Regions from separate parts of the Homo sapiens genome. Here region 1 is linked to region 2. A link is a loop called in an ENCODE intact Hi-C map of the cell type or tissue named here. Cell type or tissue: mammary epithelial cell. All regions are shown on one strand. Links, peaks and the distances in the headings refer to the core of each region. The heading gives the core; the rest is flanking DNA.

Region 1 (10,204 bases), core at 1,549-9,548, 140 kb before region 2:
AATTATGAAACAGCTAAGTCGCTTATTTAATAGAATTGTCCCAACTGTAATAGCGCTTACTAAAATTTCACCAATGATTCCCCTAATGTTTGTTTCCTGTTCCATGATCCAGTCCAGGATCCCACATTACATTTGTTTTATTTTTTTTATTTTTTTAATTTTTGAGATGGAGCCTCACTCTGTCGCCCAGGCTAGAGTGCAGTGGTGCGATCTCGGCTCACTGCAACCTCTGCCTCCTGGGTTCAAGTGATTCTCCTGTGTCAGCCTCCCGAGTAGCTGGGATTACAGGCGTGCACCACCATGCCAGGCTAATTTTTTGTATTTTTAGTAGAGACAGGGTTTCACTGCATTGGCTAGGCTGGTCTCGAACTCCTGACCTCAAGTGATCCACCTGCCTTGGCCTCCCAAAGTACTGTGATTACAGGCGTCAGCCACCACGCCCAGCCCACACTGCATTTAATTGTTGTGCCTCCTTGGTTTCCTCCAGGCTGTGCCATTTCTTGTCTTTCATGACCTTGACACTTTTGATGAGCACTGGTCAGTTATTTTGTAGACTGTCTCTCAATCTGGGTTTGTCTGATGTTTTCTCATGATTAAATTGTGCTTGTGCATTTTAGACAAGGATTCCACCAACATGAGGTTGTGTTCATCTCAGTGCATCCTACCAGGGGGTCGTAAAGTTCCTATGTCTTATAGTAACTTCGTTTTCTTATTTTTACATATGAGTTAAGGAGTTATAGAGATTAAGTAACTCACCTGAGGCCCATAGTTTTGAACATGGCAGAATCATGAGCCACATCGAAATGGTCTTGGGAGCAGGAAGGATTAATAGATGTTAGAAATCCAGGCTTGAAATGCAGGTAAGAGATCATGACTGCACTGTGATTTAAATTGTCATTTGCATGTAGATACCAACTAAATTAAGGCGATTCCCCCTTCCCAGGGGGGAAATCTGGAGCTCCCGGGTGGCTTATTCAGTAACATAAGTAGCATCAGCGGACCAGGTGGGCCCAGGGAGAGATGCAAGCACCTGCTTCCTCTACAGGGCCAGCTTTACTCAGCTGAGCTACCTGTGTCCACAAAGGAATGTGGTCCAGTGTGGCCAGATCCTCCAATTAATTGAAGAAGAGCATTCAGTTTGGTTTTTAAATATTGGGAACAAATTACAAACAATATGAGCAACCCTGTATGGGCCAAACAAAACACATCTTTTTTGCTGGATGTGGCTTACATGTCACCTCTGGGCAAGGAGAGCAGAAAGCTGAGAAGCACTTTGGGGTAAAGGAGGAGGAAGAGAGGCCAGCCTCCAAGACCCAGAAGTCTTGATGCAAAGATGGACATAGCAAGACAGGGTAGCACCACAAAGGCCAGTAGGGGAGGGTAGGAGAAGGCAGATGTGTCCACATTCAGGATTGTGGCAGCAAGGTGGAGAACAATATTGCAGAGATTGCCAGGAGCCCAATCATTCCTTCTTAGCCACGAAATTTGCTTTGGTCAATTAAATGTAAGCAGAAATGACTTGTGTCACTTCTAAGCAGAACCATTAAAAGCTAGTACACAGTTAAGAACCTCTTCGTCGTATTCTTTTTTTTTTTTATTTTTTTTGAGATGGAGTCTCGCTTTGTCACCCAGGCTGGAGTGCAGTGGCTTGATCTCAGCTCACTGCAGCCTCTGCTTCCCAGGTTCAAGTGATTCTCCTGCCTCAGCCTCCCTAGTAGCTGGGACTACAGGCACGCACCACCATGCCTGGCTAATTTTTTTGTATTTTTAGTAGAGATGCGGTTTCACTATGTTGGCCAAGCTGGTCTTGAACTCCTGACCTTGTGATCCTCCCGCCTCAGCCTCCCAAAGTGCTGGGATTACAGGCGTAAGGCACCACGCTCGGCCTCTCTTAGTAATATTTTAAGTAGAGGATGTGCTATCAACCAGAGTCCCAGAATTAAGATAACATGGAGCAGTTATCAACCTGTGCTGGAAATGTGAAATGAACAAGAAATAACCTTCGCTGTGTCAAGCCACTAAGATTTGAGATTGTTCCTGCAGCAGGACTTAACCCATTCTGATTGACACTAGCTCATTTATCTGCAGCCAGTCACTTGGTTTCCTGGTCTTATAAATGAAAGGATATTTTCTTCACTTTGCCTAAAGGAATTTCAAACAATTTTTTACTTCTGTGAAACATTTTTCCAAATTTGTACCACTTTATCTTTGTGGTGCCTTTTTTCTCTTCTGTCTGCTGAATAACCTCTCTTGAATGTGTATATTTCTTCCAATAAATATTTTCAGACCTGCAGCATTTTGTACAGGATTTACTAAATTCATCCCTTTTGATTATTTTTGTCTCCTTGATTTTTTTTTGTTTTGTACTATGCATGTCTGAGTAAACTTCATGAGCTAAACCAAGTTTGTATGTAGTCAATGTTCTCTCCTGTTTAAGAAGGCACTGGCATTTTGACAGCAAGGATGAAGACATGTGGTAGATGGGTTCAGAATTGTATTGAATTCCACTCTATTTTTCAAGATATTTAATTCATAAAGTAATTTTGGGATCACGAGACATAATGAAACATATAACATTACAACCAAATATATTTATGACTAAATTATAAAACTTTGCAGGAAAGGCCTCTAGACAAGCTGGCAAAAAGTCATTAAAGTATTTGAACATTGATTCAGTCACTAAATATTTACTGAATGCCTCAAGTATACTAGGGATACATCAAGGAATGACAGGCGGCTACTCTCATAGGATGCCCATTAGGGCAGTGGAGCAGAGTGGTTAGAGGCAGGCTTTGGAGCCAGTAGTATGACTAAGCAATTGACTTCATTGTCCCTCCCCTGAGCCTCAGTTTCCCTATCTGTAAAATGAGGATGATCAAAATTCACATGGCTGTATTAGAAATGAATGAGCTCGATGTATACAAAGTGACACAGAACTGGCAGATAGGGAATGCTTAAGGAGTGGTAGCCTTGTTGATGTTACACAAACTTCCCTAGCATGAGGAAGCAGGGCCATGAACAGAGGTTGCTTTTGTGGAGAAAAGTGTGACAGTAGAGAAAAGGAGAGAGAAAAGGAAAGATGGTGGCCAGGATGAAAAAAAGAGTTGTTTGTTTAATTCTGGAAACTTAAGTATGCCCATTGGCAGGGGGAGGATGAAAAAAATATTGAAGACTCAAGAGAGATGGGACAATAGGTGGAAGTCAGTCTTGGAAAACAGGACAGAGAAGTTAGACTCAAAGGAAAAGAGGAGATGCTTCTCCTGGAGTGGAGACGAGGTCTGGAAGGAGAGCAGGAAGATGCTCAAGAATCTGGTTGCAGAGAGGAGGAAGTTGGGGTATCTCTGTTGCAGGGGCCCCTTGGTCTCTATTAGGAGAAGGAGGCTTATGAGGCAGCTGGAGATGGTTGGGGCAAGGTTGGCAAAGTGTGAGCAGCTCTGGACTGAGTCCTTCCCTCGGGTCCTGCTCCAGGGGACAATGGGTGCTGATAGACCAATGGCAATGGGCAGAAACATCCTCTCCTTTCCTGGCCTTTAGAGCGACTGCCTTCAACATCCTCCTCCGCCCTCGAAAAAAGAAGTCATATGATTTTGTAACAGTGACAGAAATCTGACGTAGCTGGCTCCATCTTGCTTCTAACCTCACAAGAGAACTGCCTTTGCTCAATCCTGCACATAGGCCAAGCTAACTATGGGACAAATGTTGTTTCTAATTTAATTTCAAAGCAAGGATGAGAGTGGCCCCTTCCCAAAACTAAAACCCAAGGAGATGAGGATGTACATACAAACAACAATGTTGAATTAAATATTTATAGGGGCATCGTGATCTGACCAAGGACAAAGAAGTTCTGCAACCTCCTCGGACTCCTGCTGATGCCCAGATGTCTGTGGTCACCAGTTCCCACTGAGCTCAACCCCACCTTGTTCCCCCTTCCCCAATATAAAAAGAAGCTTCAGATTCATGCCTTTTTTATTTTTATTTTTTTATTTTTTTGAGACGGAGTCTCGCTCTGTCACCAGGCTCAAGTCCAGTGGCGATCTTGGCTCACTGCAACCTCTGACTCCCTGGTTCAAGCGATTCTCCTGCCTCAGCCTCCTAAGTAGCTGAGAGTACAGGTGCGTGCCACCATGCCCAGCTAATTTTGTATTTTTAGTAGAGACGGGGTTTCACCGTGTTTGCCAGGATCGTCTCGATCTCCTGACCTCATGATCCGCCTGCCTCAGCCTCCCAAAGTGCTGGGATTACAGGCGTGAGCCACCGTGCCCAGCCCAGATTCATGCCTTTTAAGGCAGCTTCTTAGGACATTGGTCTGCCGTCTTCTCAGCTTGCTGGCTTTCCAAAATACAGTCGCTTTCCTTGCTCTGACTACTTGTCTCTCAACTTACTGGCTGTTACGCAGTGAGCGGTCCAAGTCTGGACTCAGTTACAAGTTCCAAACTGAGAAGCATGCATTTGTTGGTCCAGGCTTCCTAGGAACCTAAAGGCAGCCAAGCGGTCTCTCTGTTCCCAGAGTTCTCCAGTGAGAAGGAGAAGCTGGTCTAGTGTCCTATCACCACACATTTAATGATTTGCCATTTGCCATTTGCTCAAAAAAGGCCAAATGAGCTAACCTGACTTGCAAGACCCATTATGAGCTGCTCTCCTCCCCCACCACTTCTTACCACTCTTCCTCTCTCCAGAGGGGGCTCAGGTTTTCCTGTGTAGAAGGCAGGCTGTTTTGAGGTTACCATGAGCTATGACTGCACCCTTGCCTCAAACTATACTTGCATTATGCTTTGCATAAGGCTGAGACAACCTCGATTGGCCATCTCAAATAATGGAGGCAGTGAGATGACAGAAAACATGGAAGCCACTCATTGGCATCTCTTACTTTGTGTGTCAGTCACGTGGAACTTGGCTTGGTTCCTCTTATAACTGAGGACTGAGAGTCTGTGCTGTGTCTGTGCTCACCCTGGGGTCTTCATCCATGCTGTTTCTTCTGCCTGGAACATATTTCTCTTCCTTCCTTCCTTCCTCCCTCCCTTCCTTCCTTCTCTCCCTCCCTCCCTCCCTTCCTTCCTTCTGTCCTTCTTTCCTTCCTTCCTTCCTTCCTTCCCCTCTTTCCCCTCCTTCCCCTCCTTCCTTCCTTCCTTCTTTCCTTTTCTTTCTTTTGACAGGGTCTTGCTCTGTCACCTAGGCTGGAGTGCAGTGGTACAATCATAGCTCACTGTAGCCTCCAACTCCTGGGCTCAAGTGATCCTCCCACTTCAGCCTCCTGAATAACTAGGACCACAGATGTGAGCCACTATGCTTGGCTAATTTTTTAAAAATTTGTTTTGTAGAGGCAGGATCTTACTGTGTCACCCAGTCTGGTCTGGAACTTCTGGCATCAAGTCATCCTCCCGCCTTGGCCTCTGAAAGTGCTGGGATTACAGGCGTGAGCCACTGTGCCTGGCCCTGGTACACACTTCTTGACCATACTTTGCCTGGATAACTTCTACTCATCCTTCAGATCTTAACTGAAAAGACTGCTCCTCCAGGCAGCCCTCCTTCCTTCTCTCCCTTTTCACTATCAGTTGATCCTGTATTATGGTAGTTTGTCTGTCTCCTGTGCTAGACTATAGACATCTTTTGTACCCCAGCATCCTGCCCAGTTCCGTGCTCCTGGCTCAGAACAGAAATTAATAAATGTCTGTGGAATGACACGTCAAATGAATGAATGAATGAATGAATGAACGAACGAACGAAGGAAGGAATGAACGAACTCCATGTGGCTCCAAAGAAACAGTGAGCAACTCAACCTGTAGGTGGCGCAGTTGAACAGGCGACCAGAGTGGGAAGGGCTTATGGCCAAGGATCTGTCACCTTTGTTGCTGTTAAGCCACGTGGCGCATGATCCCTGTGCAGTTGGCTTTTGAGGCTGAAATCGTGACTTTATCTTTATCAAACTGTGGGTGCTGTGGAGTCACCCGGGATTACCTTAAAACCATTGGTTCTGGAGTTGAACTATTCGAGTTTAAATCCAGGTTTTTGCTCCTTCCTGCTGAGAAACCTCCGGAAAGTCATTTAACTTCCCAGAGCCTCAGTTTTGCCCTCTGAGAAATGGGCACGATAGTAACAGTACCTGCTCCCTCACAGAGCTGCTATTAATACAAAGATCGAAAGGGGAGTGAGTCGCTCAGGCATGCCTGGCCCAAAGCAGGGGTGCAGGCAGCTTAGGGATGACGAGTGTCGGCAGGTCTCTGTGGCGTCTTCCTCCCCATCCTGCGCCATGGGGCGCGCGTGCAGGCTGCGCTCTGCCCGCCAGTCCTGGCATAGCCTCTCCTGAATGCGCGGAGCGGGGTGCAGCCGAGGTTTCTGGGATTTCGAGCCTACTGGGGAGTCGCAAGGAGGCTCCAGAGCTTGCGGACCCATGGCTGCTCCTCTGATTGTGAAAGCAGCGCTGCGGCTCACAAAGTGGCCCTTTCAGTGGTTTTTGCAGCAGCAGAAAAGCGCCTGCAGGCGGCCGGGTTCCTCTACGGTGACCTCCGAGCTGGTGGTAAATTGCATCTCTCGACAGAGGTGGCTGAGGGAAGCGCCGGGATCAATCCTCACCCGGGGAGGACAGGACTGGAGTGCTGGACCTGCACGACCCTGAGTGCAGTGCGGTCGGGGTGGAGGGTCCGCTGGGGATCGGCCATGCCAAAAGGCATGCTCTGGAAGCCAGGCCACGACAAGTCCTCCCAGTCCCGCGGAATGCTGGGGAAGGAGGAGACTCCACCTGGAGCCCCCAGATCCTAGGAACTCTTGGGGTGGTTGGAAGTGTTTGGAGGATGGGCTCAGAAAAGTGGAACTTGGATTCTGGAGCTGAAAGGGGCTGCAACTCCAACCAGAAGCAGCCCTCATTATCCCGTTTCTGCTGAAGGTCCAGACAGGGGTTGGTGTCACATTAGGGGGTGCTGTCATAATAACATGAGAGCTGCCAGCATCAGCCCTGCACCCAACACACTTAGGGGTGATTCAAGCTTTGCCTCTTACTAACTGTGACTTTAGGAAAATTATTTCCTTGGGCCTCAGTTTCCTCATCCGCAAAATGGAATTATAAAGTAGCTTCCTCGAGTTGTTGTTGCTGTTACAGGATTGGCACACACAGTTTGCTGCCGATCCTAAGCCATGCAGAGGACTAATCGATCCACACAATCGTTCCCGCTAAGCCTAGATAGACTCAATGTGGTGCTCCACACTCTGATCAATTAGTGCACAGCATGAAACCTTCAGGGCATCACTGGCCTTGGGCCTTGCCAAATCATGGGCATCAAACTTCATTACAATTAGATGTTTTTAGCCTCTTTTAAGAATGAAGAATCTGCAATTGCACATCACTGTGGTTCAAATTTCATTGCACTAGAGAAGTGTGTGTTGGCCAATATATAAATGTACATATCTTCTCAGCATTATTTAGAAGATGACAATGTGTCTGGGGATATTTCATCTGCAGAATCTAATAAACTCAACATCATTAGATATTTACATAAAACAAATGAAAATGTTGATGTATCATTTACCTGTTAGGACGTATTATGTAATAGCTCATCAGGTTGGGAAAATTAGATGAGATAATGTATGTAAATCACTTAGCATGGAGCCTGGCACATGACATTTGCTCAATAAAGGTTAACTAGAGTAATATTAAGACATAGTGAAGTTGAAATATTGATATGGTTTGGCTGTGTCCCCACCCAAATCTCATATTGAATTGTAGCTCCCATAATTCCCACCTGTTGTGGGAGGGACCCAGTGGGAGATAATTGAATCGTGGGGGCAGTTTTCCCCATACAGTTCTCATGGTAGTGAATAAGTCTCATGAAAGCTGATGGTTTTATAAGGGAAAACCCCTTTTTCTTGGCTCTCATTCTCTCTTGCCTGCTGCCACATAAGACATGCCCTTCACCTTCTGCCATGATTGTGAGGCCTCCCCAGCCACGTGGAGCTGTGAGTCCATTAAACCTCTTTTTCTTTATAAATTACCCAGTCTCAGATATGTGTCTATCAGCAGCATGAAACCTAACTAATACAGATACAGTGGAGTTCACAGAGCTGTGACCATGCATCATTGTTTTGTTAGGATTAGGTTCTGCTGCATAAGCAGAATCTACTCTGCTTGATGCCACATCCTGACTTCATTCCTTCCCTTCCCAGTCCTACTTTCTACTCCCCTGCAGGCTTTTCCTAAGAGCATGCCTAGTAAATTACCTTCAGATGAATCATTATTTTGAGGCTCCTAGGGAACCCAATCTAAGAACCACCAACACTCATGGACATTAGGATCGATCAGATTCTAAGCCAGTTCAACCAATCACAACTCAGCACCTCATCCTTGCTGGTCACATTCACATTATCAATAAAAGTTAATATTTGTGCCAGACACCGTACTAACTGCTTGATATATATTAATTCATTTGATCCCTACAGTAACTCTGTGAAGTAGGTAGTCTTATTATCCACATTTCCAGATGAAGAACTGAGAACCAGAGAAGTCAAGTAACTTGTTCAAGGTCCCGCAGGTAATAAGTGGCATGGCCTGAATTCAAACCTAGGCAATTTGGGTTTTTGAGTTTGGGTCTTAACAGCATGCTCTGTAGCTAGTCACTGCAATGCACCCAATAGAACTCAGTAACTAAATAGTAAGAATTGTTAATGTGAGCAACAGAGACCAATTGGGAAGTGAATTACCCATGGCTAATATAATAATTTGGTTGGAAAAGCAACCAAAGTGTCTATAAGAAAGAAATTTTGAATAAAGCTGTGGGCAAAAAAATAAAATAAAATAAAATAAAATAGAGCAATTTTGAAAAAAAAAAAAAAAAACAGCAAGTTTGTGTATCATGGTTTTCCTGGGGGTTTTGCTGGGGTTACCTCTGACCTCTGGACATCCTGCACATATTAACACCACACACACACACACACACACACACACACACACACACACACACACGTGGAGATGTTGTCTTTACAAAGCTAAAGAAGCCCATGCTATTCTCATGAGGCCTCTGTTGTCTGAATTCCTGCTCACAGAAGCTGGGGCCATCTTATCTGGGTGATAGCCAAGAAAGATGGTGTTGGGGGTTACTTGAAGCTTGAGCTAGGATGAGGGAGACAGGCACAGAGATGTGGACTGGAATGTCCCAGATAGCTTCTCTCATCACATGTGTGGGGGTTGTGCTGAGATGGCTGAAACAGCTGGGTGCCAGCCAGCACCTCTCTTTCTCTTACTCACTTTCTTTTCACGTGGCCTTTTTTGTGACTGGCTTCAGCTTCCTCACAATATGGTAATTTCAGAGTAATCTGACTTCTCACATGGGGAAAGCATCCCCTCAAGAGTGCAAGCAGAGGCTGTCTGGCCTCTCTTAAAGGCCTAAAAAGGGCACAGCATCTCTTCTGACAAATTTCTTTGATCCAATCAATCATAGATTTGATCATAGGTTCCAGGGAAGGGAAAAGGATCTCCCCTCTCAACCAAAAGAATGGCCAAAAAGAATGTTTGGCCATCTTTACCCTGCCACAGACTGTGGTTTAAGCAAGATAGACACAAAGTTTTATTGTTATTAAGATGTTGAGATTGTTTGTTACAGCAACTGGCTTATGCTGACTAATGCACCTTGTCATCACTGCATGTATAGAGGGTTATTCTCATCTTCCCTCAGAAAGGGTCATCTAGTAAATGAAGCAAAACTGAGAGAGAATGGAAGACACTGTCCAGGGACTATTCAATCTCTGTTTCTTCTCAAGACCTCAATTCCTGATCTTCTTCCACCTCCTTTTGCATTGAAGAAAAATAAGTTCAAGTAAGAGATGTATGAACTCTCATATTTGGTTCACAGAACAGTTTTCACCAGGGAAGTTGAGCTAGTAGTCAAAGTGATTAAAGCCATTTGGAGGTAATGAGCTCACCATCGCTGGGAAGAATTTGTGCAGAGGCTGGTGTCATTGGGATGCTGGAGTTGAAATCCAACCACTATCCCTTCCACTACCGAGGCTGCTTTTCCTCAAACCCAAAGAGATCCCAGTTTGGTGGAAGTCTTTTCCAGCCCATGAGACCACCTGGGTAGAAATCTAAGCTTTAGATTGTCATGAGCAGGCAACCAGAGCGTGTAAACATACATCTTTCTGGAAAGTTCCAAGCCAGGTAATAAGAAACTGGTCCTTGGCATTTAATAGAAAATAAAGGATTTCAGAAGTTTCTTAGAGC
Region 2 (10,204 bases), core at 1,160-9,159:
TATAAGGTTGCAAAGCAGTTCAGGCATCATTGCCATTTCACAGGTGAGCAGACTGACACCCAGATATGTGAACTGACTTTCTGTTAACATGGAAGGAGGGAAGGAAAGAGAAAAGGAAGGGAGGAAGGGAGGAAGGAAGGAGGGAAGGAAGGAAGGAGGGAAGGAAGGAAGGAAGGAAGGAATGAAGGAAGGAAGGAAGGAAGGAAGGAAGGGAGGGAGGGAGGAAGGGAGGGAGGGAGGGAAGGAAGGAAGGAGGGAAGGAAGGAAGGAAGGAATGAAGGAAGGAAGGAAGGAAGGGAGGGAGGGAGGGAGGGAGGAAGGAAGGAGGGAAGGAAGGAAGGAGGGAAGGAAGGAAGGAAGGAAGGAAGGAAGGAAGGGAGGGAGGGAGGGAGGGAAGGAAGGAAGGAGGGAAGGAAGGAAGGAAGGAATGAAGGAAGGAAGGAAGGAAGGGAGGGAGGGAGGGAGGGAGGAAGGAAGGAGGGAAGGAAGGAAGGAAGGAAGGAAGGAAGGAAGGGAGGGAGGGAGGGAAGGAAGGAAGGAGGGAAGGAAGGAATGAAGGAAGGAAGGAAGGAAGGGAAGGAGGGAGGGAGGGAAGGAAGGAAGGAGGGAAGGAAGGAAGGCAGGCAAGGAGGGAGGGAGGAAGGAAGGAAGGAAGGAAAAGGAGAAGGGAAAGGGGAGAGAGGGAAGGAGGAAGGGAAGGGAAGGAATAAAGAGGAAAGTATGGAACTATCTTTATAGCAATTGATTAATTCCTCAGCCCGATTTAGTAACAGCAGCAGCATCAGAAACTAATATTTTTAATACTAACAGAACTAATAGTGATAACAGGAGTGTTGTAGTAATTAGTAGCAATAACAGTAGTAACATTACTGCCTTGTCTTTATATATCATAGAATTTTCCAGGGCAATTTCATGTACAGTTTTGCATTTATTCTTCACAACACGTTTCTAGGATAGTTACTACAGGTCCCATTCCATGATGAGGAAGCTGAGACTTGGGAGAATCACCTTTCTTCAAATCATACAGCACCTAGGTGACCACCTCTGGTCTTCTGACTGTGGTTCCCTGTCCTGGTTCCCTCATCAGCCTGGTGTTGCTTTGCCCACCTGTCCAAGCAGCTAGGAGATACCACCCTGCAGCTCTTACCTCGGGGAGGAAATGTGGGTGGGGGAGAACCCAGGCCAGACACATAGTTGAGGTAAGCATCAGAGATGGCATGGCAGAAAGACAGCAAATTGGAGAGAACCCACTGCAGAAGGCTGGGCTCTCTGGTAGTGGCCTGAACGGGAGTGGTTCCCAAGAAGGATCAGGCTAAGGACAAGAAGGTGCAGACTCTGTCTCCTGGTCTCTCCAAATGATGGTGTCTTTCTGGCTATATCACTCGGCCTTCAGCTTTATCTCCATTTACCCACAGAAAGAAGCCCCTCCTTTGGGTTAAGGGTAAAGCTTTTGATTTTTCCACTATCTGGATTTCAGCCTCCTGATCAGGAAGTTATCACCAGGGGCTTTGATGTGGGCAGATCATACTAAGATCCACACTGCCTGCAACTCTGCACCTCCCCCTTTGGAAAGCACAGTCCACTCCAATGGGTGCAAGGGTTCTTTGGCTATGTCTGCCCAGTGGACCCTGGCTTTATGATGGCAAGCTGTGAACTGACAAGGCAGTGGACAGAGAGCGGAACATCCTGTCACCCACCGTACCTAGCTCATGGGATTCAGGAAGAAAGTAAGAACATGGGTTTTAAAAGATTCCAGAAATCCCCATGATTTCTGCAGTTAATGTGTATGACTTGGTCATAATAAAAAGAAATGTACAAAAATGTTCTTTACATACAGAAAGATGTTCTGGAGGTTATGGAAACAGCATCTAAGTGGGGTAGTATTACCCTGCACAGAAATGGCAATCCACAAGCTAAACACTTGACTCTAGGGGTGTGGATTTGTAACTGAAAGAAGCACAAACCACACAGCCTTTTCCTGACACTGGAGCCTCCCAGCCTTCCTGGTCAAGCAATGGGGAGAGGGCAATTACGACCAGACCTCTAGGATAGTCTTTTAGAAATATAAAGTGGGGAAAGGTGGTAGAGGGGGAGAGAAGAGAGAAGCAGAGCTGTCAGCATGCTTGATGTTAAATAAAACCTACCAAGACTCAGCTGAGAATTTTAGCAGAATCCAAATGTGCTAAAAAAAAATAAATAAATAAAAAATAAGACATGGCTTCCCTCTCTAAGGTTCACAGCTAAGCTTGCTTAGAATCACACATGCCAAGGTTAAAAATAAAAAGCAGCCATCCCTGAATGACATGGGCTCCAGGATGGAAGCCTGAGGTATGCTGTTTAGTGGTGGAAGGAAGAGAGGGGAGGGAGGAGAGTCTGGGTTCAGGGCATAGGTATTTATTGGAGGGCACACTATCTGAAAGCCAGATGCTCAGAATTTTGCTGTTTTGCACTTAAAAGGCACTTCGCATTGGCAAAAGGTGTCATAATGATCTTCAGATTTTCCATCGAGGAAATGCTGGCCTGCATTCGAATGTGGTCATGGCTGACCCACTCTGGGCTCTGCTGTTCAATGTGTTTGCCTCCTCCATCCCGGGATCTGACTCAGACAGTGTCCACATGCACCTAGACGGGATGCCCATGAGTCACAGCTTGGAAAGCACAGTGGGCTATTGGCATTGGCATGAAGCCAGATCTGCCACTCTGTGCCACCCTACCCTATTAACCAGACATAATGGTGCTGGGGCCACCCACAGGCTAGCTAGCCCCTGGTTGGCTGCAATGGGGACAGACTATGTGTCTGCCTGCTAAGGATGATGCATGACCCACTCGTCCCCACAACTACAACCATTGCGAGCCAGGAGTAACCTGCAAAGGTGCTAAATCAGGCCTGCGGTCCCCCTACTTTTGGTAAATCCAGGGCCCTCTATTATAAGCCCAGTGGGGTCCTCTTTCTAACAAAGTTGTCCCTTGTCCAATATGCATATGACCTCTACTGCCTAAAGCTGTAGATAAAAACAGCAGATTTAGCCTCAGCTACTCTGTCAGCTACCATGTTACCCCTCCCCAACGTCATTACTATGCAGATGTTTCTAGAAAGTCTTCAAAGGGTCAGGTGAATTGTGAGAATTCTGTGACCTATGTGTTAACAGGGAGCCGGGACATTACACCACCCACATGTGGGCCAGTCCTACACTTCAGCACCATACAGGGCTAGGGAGGCAGAAAGGCATTGAGGCGTGGACGCTGCCACCTCACAGAAGCTTTGGTCTGTGCCTTGACTCCCCCAGTGGGGATAATTCTCCTCCCTGGCATGCATGGGAAGCATAGACAGTCTATGCATGACTGGCTGCCCCTAGCACCCTTGCTAGCCTTCACCCGCAGGGCCCACCTTCAAATTCCACATTTTGGCTGCTGGTTTAGAAGCATCACTTAAAGTGAAGTGCCTTTTTTACACCTTTAAGGCACTTCAGAAAAGCCTTGGAAGGTATACAGGGCAAGGGCTGTTTTCCTGCCCATTGGGATGGATGAGAAAATAGAGGCTGATAGAGTTTAAGAAACTTGCTCAAGCTTAAGTGACAGACCCAAGACTCGAATCCAGGGCTCTTTCCACTACTCAAAGACCACCTACCAGGGCCAGAGCTACTGGGGGTCTCAGCCCCAGTACAGCAGCAAATACCTGGGTTTGAGATTGAGACTCCCTAAGGCATCTTTCTTACTGGAGACCTCTGGCGATGCACTGTCATTTGGCCTGAACTCTGGGGACCTTTCCCAAACAGAGCCTTGCTGCAAGGGGTCTCTGAACTGCCTTATCTTTCTCAGGGTCCTTCAGGGGCTGGGTACCAGCAAAGACCTACAGAGGGTTAGGATGGTGCCGTGTTCAGGCAGCACAGGTCCTCGCCTGTCCCTTCCTTGGGCACCCTAAGGGCTGGTCACAGAGGGAGTTAGCCCTTTAGCTGGCACTTAGGTTTGACTGGAGATAATCCTTTTCCAACGACTCCAGTGACGAGGGAACGCCCTTTGCAGTTCCAGAAACTGCCCGTCTAGATTATCACTGGGAAGTTCTGGGTAAATTCTGCTATAGCCCCCCATGGCCCTGTGTGTCAGCCTGAACCCATACAATGAGTTGGGTTAAAAGAAAGAGAAAACACAAGAGACGGATGGCTCTCCCAATGGAAGCGATCAGAGACCCGGCGCACGGAGCGGAGCTCCTGGTCCTTACCTGTACCAATCCAGCCCGCGGCCGTAGTTCCTGTCAAAGAAGTGGGGTTCCGTGCCCAAGGCCCGCACGTCCGGGTGTACTCGGATAAACTCCAGCACGGCCCGGGTGCCCCCCTTCTTCACGCCCACAATGAGGGCTTGGGGCAACCGCTTGGTACCCAGCTTGGGTGAGCCGGAGTGGTTGGAACCGGAGAGGCGAGGGGCGGGCACGGCGGCGGCGGGCGCGCTGGGAGCGCTGGGCTCGCTGGGCGTCGGCCCGGAGGGATCACAGGGGCGGGACTTCTGGAGAAGTTTCTGGCCGCCCGCGCTGGGGCCGCGGAGGCAGCGAGGCGCGCCGAGGAGGCGGCTCCGACCCAGGTCGTCGCAGCAGCACAGGAAGCTGTAACACAGGTAAGTGCAGGAGAGCGAGAGCGTGAAGGCGAAGAGCAGCCTGCGCGCCCTCCGCGGCTGAGGTGGCCCCGCGCGGCCCAGGACCCTATAGGCCATGGCTCCATGGGCCCGCGCCGGGGGTCATGGTTTCCGAGGGGGCACCGGCGGCTGAGCTGCTGTGGCCCTGCGGTCGCCTAGAGGGCTCGCGTGGCGCTGCCACGGCCACGCGGGTCGGGCGTTGGGGGCGCCGTCTTCTCCGGGGGCTGCTGACCAGGGTGCGCACAGTGCCAGGGGGTCCCGGGGGCAGCGGCTCCTCGGGGAACAGGCGGTTGCATTTCCAGCATCTCCCGGTCCTAGGCGATGGGGCTCCGGGCAGCCGGGCGGCTCGGGCGCTCCCAGGCTCTTACGTGCGCCGGGTTCGGAGCGCGCCCAGCGCCCGAAGCCCCATTCCTGATCCTCGGAGCGCCGCTCACGAAACGCTCGGCGGCGGCGCGGCTGTGCGGGCTGGCGGGTGGACCGGACGGTGGCGCTGGCGCCGGCCGCGATCTGGCTCTTCGGGAAATGCCGAGCGGAGCGCGCTGCCGGCTCTATTTAAGGAGTGGCCTGACGTCAGCCGCGCGGGTCCCCCGAGCCCGCGCCGCGCCCAGGGACCTGGCCCGCCCCCTGCGCCCCCACTCTCTTACCCCTCCCAGAAACACAGCACGCGGGCCCTCCCCATGCAGGCCACTCCCTACGGAGCCCCAGGCCAGCTTTGGGGCGGTGAAACGAAGGTGTCAAGGCATAGTACTCCTCCGGGAGGCTGGACACCCCCACCACGCTGGCCTCTCGACATCCAGGGACACGAATCCAGGTCGAGATCGCGCCGACATGCAGACCAGACAGACCCAGACGCAGACGCAGGCACCCTGCCCTGATGCGCGGTCCCACCACCCTGACCCGCACACGCACGCACAGGCACAGAAGCACACGCGCCCTAGCCCGGACACACCCCCACACCCACGCGGGGGTGGGGAGGAGAAGTCCCCTAACCTGGGCCCAGATACACCGACAAGGACACTCCCCCCGCTCTCGACATCTCGCCAAATGGACACACACAGCCCGGAATCGGACACCGAGCGCACGCACGCCCTGGACTGGGACACGCGCTGTAGACGGGATGGGTGGAGGAGCCGAGCGTGAGTGAGATTCCGTGACTATTCACCCAGCTTCTTAGCCCCCAGCGCGCTGACTCACACCCCGGCGGCTCGCTCTGTCTCGCACCTATGAGGCACGCGCGCACCCCAACCCATTGTCACCCCACCTCTCCCCGGGCCTGCCGGAGAGCGAGCCCCGGAGCGGCAGACTCCGCGTCAGGAGGGTTCCTCTCTTAGCAGCCGCCGCCTAGCGGTAGACTGCTCCCCGGGGAGCTGTCCAGGGTACCAGAGGGTCGCCGAGGGCTGAGTGAGGAGGGCTTCTTCACACAGAGACACTAGGAGGAGGAAACAGAGTACAAGGAGAACGTATCCAGGAGCAATTCCACTTCGAATGATTCCTAAGTGAATGCCTACAGGACAGTTCTCGGTGACCATGTCCAGAACAGGCATAAGTGACGATCCCCAGTACTTCCCTGAGGGACCACACTGGTACCTTGGATCAGAACCCTGCATCAGAACAGGCCTAAATGGCCATGGCTAAGAACACGGCTGAGTTGTCCTTCAACAGCAATGCCAATGCCAATTCACCATGTCCGAGTGTTCACAAGGTGAGTGCCCTCCACCACCACCCAGCCATAGAATGTCTAGATGACCACCATGACCCCCACCCTGATCAGGGTATAACTGACTTCCTTCCTCAGGCTGTAAACTGATCATTAGGTTCTGTGGATCTTAGCCCAAACCAGAAAATATTTTGTCCCCAAACTAGTCCCATCCCTAGAAACCTTAAACCAATTCTACGGCAGATAATAATAATAGCTGCCAACTTTGTATCAAGCACCTGGCATGGGTTAACTGATTAAATATTCACAACCTATGAAGTTGTTACCATTACCCTGGCATCACTTTGCTGTCTTAATTCTAATAGTAGCTAGCATTTATTGAGTGCTTGTTTTATGGGAGTTATGCGCTAATCACTTGACATGCACTACCTCATTTATCTTTGGAGATAGGTATTATTGTAATTTCTAATCTACAGGCAGTGATAAGAAGATTTAACAAACATATACACAGTAACTGGCAGAGCTGGGATTAAACCCGGGCAGTCTTGACTCCAAGATTCAAGCTCTTAGTTACAGCACTTTGCAGCTTCCTAACTTCCTTTGACCATTATTCATATAATTCCATCCTAGGCTCCTCTCCTGGATGTAAGCTAATTTGTCTATGTCTCTTCTAAAATCTCACACCTGGGACTGCGCGAGGAATTTCAGATATGGATTGAAAAGTTCAACAGGACTCTCACCTCTCTTTTGTAAGTTCTATTTCTAGTAATGCCACCTAAGACTCCATTATCTTTTTCTTGTGGCTATATCACACTGCTGACATCTCAAACTTGCAGCCAAGTAACATCTCTAAATGTTTCTTACAAGTGCTGCTGATTAAGGCACAGCTACCCCATACTGTGCTTGTACAGTGGGCCTTTTTGGACCCAATGTGTAGGTCCTTATAGATTTGACTTGATTGCATTTCATCTTGTCTCATCAGTTCGCTGCCCTAGTTTTTTTTAAATGTCTATTTGAAGTCAAACCACGAGGTAGCTTTCATTTATTCAAAAAGAAAAAGTAGAAAGATTGTATCCCAGCTTTACCCTTTATTCCAGGTGTACTTTGGGCAAGTGGACCCCCTTTAAGCCTCAGGTTCCTCAGCTGTAAAATGGGACGCTATGATTCACCTTAAAAGTCTCTCAAAGTTTAGATGTTGCATGATTCTATGATTCCATTACCCAAAGCATGAACCACTCACTTGGCATCATGTAATTTCCACAGTTGATCACAATTTAATTAATTCCTCATTCTAATTGTTAATAAAAATGTCAAAACAAATATACTTAAAGGAGTTCTTCTTCTTCTTTTGGGTGAGGGGAAGTGTCTCACTCTGTTGACCATGCTGGCATGCAGTAGTGCAATCATAGCTCATGCTGCAGCCTCCACTTCCTGGGCTCAAGGGATCCTCCTGCCTCAGCCTCCTGAGTAGCTAGGACTACAGGCATGTGCCACCACACCTAGCTAGTTTTTTAATTTTTTGTAGAGATGAAGTCTTACTGTGTTGCCCAAGCTGGTCTTGAACTCCTGAGCTCAAGTGATCCTCCTGCCTCAGCTTCCCAAAGTGCTAGAATTACAGACATGAGCCACAATGCCTGGCCTGGAAGGAGCTCTTATATATACTTTGAACAATTATTCACATCATGAACCTGCTATTTTTGTATTCCATTGTTAAAATTACAAGGTTAAATGTGGAGTCATCTGCTGTGATCAGTACTATTTCCCTTAGAAAATAAAACATGAATATAATGATTTCTCATAATTCTGTGCTTGGCTTAATTTTTAAATAATTTTTAACCTTTGAATTCATAAACTGTGATATCCCTGGGTACTCACATATATCAAAACCAGGAAGATTTTCCTCTTCAAATTTCCAATCAGAGTAATGACTGACTTGGATAGAATTTTTTAGGAAGTGAGACATTGGACATACCTGCCCATCTCCTAAACCTTTATCTGTTTACAGTAGCAAACGTGATTCTGCTTTGGGGGTATCAGGTAGGATTATGCTGGGTTGTGTAGTTTGTCAATTAACACCCACTTAAGCAAGGTATATGTTTATTTTTGTAATCACATGAAAGTCCAGATGAAGGTACTTTAGGGCTTGTATGGAAGCTCCAAAGTGTTTGGGACCCAGGCTCCCTCTATCTTGTTACTCTACCATGCATTTCCTCCATTCTAAAGTCACCACATAGTCTACAATGACTTATTCATCTGCAGCCAGAATGTTCACATTCTGGTCATTAGTAAATATGTAAAGACATGCCATATCTGTTTAAGGACATTTCTTGGAAGTTGCCTGTATTATTTCAACTCGTATTCAATTTGACAGCATTTTATCATTTGACTTTCTAGCTTCAAGAGATGCTTCAAAATGCAGTCTTGATTCTGGATGGCTGTATGCCTGGCTAACACTTTGAGATTTTGGTATCAAGAAAGAACTAAAGAATGGTTATGGAGGACAACTAGTAATCCTTGCCATCCTTGGACAAACAGTTTTCCCTCTTTTATTCCCATGTGGTTTGTATGGGTTGAACATAGTTCAAAGACAGGCATATGACCAAGCCTGACATCATCACTTTCTAATTATATTTCAAGAACTGAAAGTAACTCAAATCTTTCTAGTGAGAATAAACCACACAACATTTGTGAAAACTATTGGAAAAGAGAAACTTCTTTTTCTGAGATGATGAATTAATCTAAAATAAGCCTGAAGCTTCCAATGGTCATCTCTGCTATCAAGAGGAGAAACCAACAATAAAGCCAACAAAGAGGAGAGCAGAACTGATGGAGGGAGAATTAGATTCCTGATAATATCCTTTGAACCTCTGAATCTAGCCATGCGGAATGCATGGACCCTGGACTTTATTGCTGCAGTGATTAGCTATCTTTCTGTTAGCACTTGCAACTGAAAGAGTGCTGACCAATACAACAAACAAACAAAAAGAGTTGCTCCCTCCGTTGCAAGGAATAGATACCATTTTAATAAAAAGTGTTGGAGGTGGGGGGGCTTATTTTGAAGGATATGCATGTATCAGGACTGCAACCCTTCCAAATTTGAGACAGTCATAGGATCCAGTTACTTTCTTCAACTTCTCTACTTTTCTTGTATCTTATTTATTTTGCTTCTCATTCTTAACTGCCATTGCTCTTTATTTATGAAACAGTAAGGGTTACTAGAAGTGAAAAAAAGAGATTTGGGATATCTTACACAGGAAAGGAACTTTGGGGTAGCTCACAAAATTAAGAAGAAGGCTGGAGAACTGGGCTCAAATAGAATAGCAACCAAAGAGCACATTACACTCTCTTTCTTTTCTTTTTCTGAGTCCATTTCTCTTTCACATTAGCATTCTCTTGAATCTTCCTTCCCACTCTAATGCCCTGCATTCAAGACTTTGAATTTAAAATCATAAAATAGGAAATTTTCTTCCCCTTCAGTCTTTGGGCCTAATCAAGCCTTGTTATTCAGTTTTATTTCAGTGTGTAAGCTTCAAATCTGTTCCCTAAAGCAGAGTTTTGCAAAAATGTGAGAAAATGTCCCAAAGAGGGTGACTCCTATGAGGCAAAGGACAGTGAAGTGGAGCCACATGGTCTGCAGGGTCTGTGAGGTACAAAGTTTGCATCTGAATCAGAGGATGTGCATATATCTGCTACATTTAGGAAAGAGGTTGAGAGCGAGAATGAGAGATTTCAGTTGTGCTTCATTCTTTGGATAAAATCAGAGGGTAAAAGCTCAAGGGGCTTCCAGATACTGCCTGTAGAAATGATCCAAATCTAGAAGACCGGAGACCTGGTTGATTTTTAAGAACTCTATAAGATTCCAAACGCTTTGTTATTCTCCATGTAGGTGACTTCTGTTTTTGCCAGAAATAATAGGTACCA

Evidence for each region. A loop is a pair of places that touch in the nucleus more often than their neighbours do. Peaks named below come from ENCODE experiments on the same cell type or tissue, not always from the same donor. Only the 100,000 strongest peaks of a DNase experiment are listed, where the experiment ranks them.
Region 1: a loop joins it to region 2, with 13 times the contacts of the local background. A loop is called at or near these places in 3 of 110 quality-filtered maps.

What each region holds. Positions count from the first base shown.
Region 1 is chr16:22,944,553-22,954,756 of GRCh38, reverse strand. No RefSeq gene overlaps it. Among named protein-coding and RNA genes, the nearest start is that of HS3ST2, 140 kb to the right of the region's middle. RefSeq lists enhancers at 696-1,206, 5,692-5,741. In mammary epithelial cell, for the core only: a CTCF peak has its summit at 5,781 (motif pointing right); a DNase peak (open chromatin) is centred at 5,796.
Region 2 is chr16:22,809,111-22,819,314 of GRCh38, reverse strand. It overlaps HS3ST2 (heparan sulfate-glucosamine 3-sulfotransferase 2), which reads right to left and starts at 5,153. Exons shown (of 2, transcript NM_006043.2): 1 at 4,220-5,153. The coding sequence starts at 4,704. LOC107984851 (collagen alpha-1(XVI) chain) reads left to right here and starts at 4,456. Exons shown (of 4, transcript XR_001752349.2): 1 at 4,456-4,608; 2 at 6,051-6,328; 3 at 6,914-7,032; 4 at 8,678-10,204. In mammary epithelial cell, for the core only: CTCF peaks have their summits at 5,086 and 5,987 (motif pointing left); DNase peaks (open chromatin) are centred at 2,634, 4,524, 5,244 and 5,824; H3K4me3 peaks cover 3,760 bases; H3K27ac peaks cover 2,452 bases.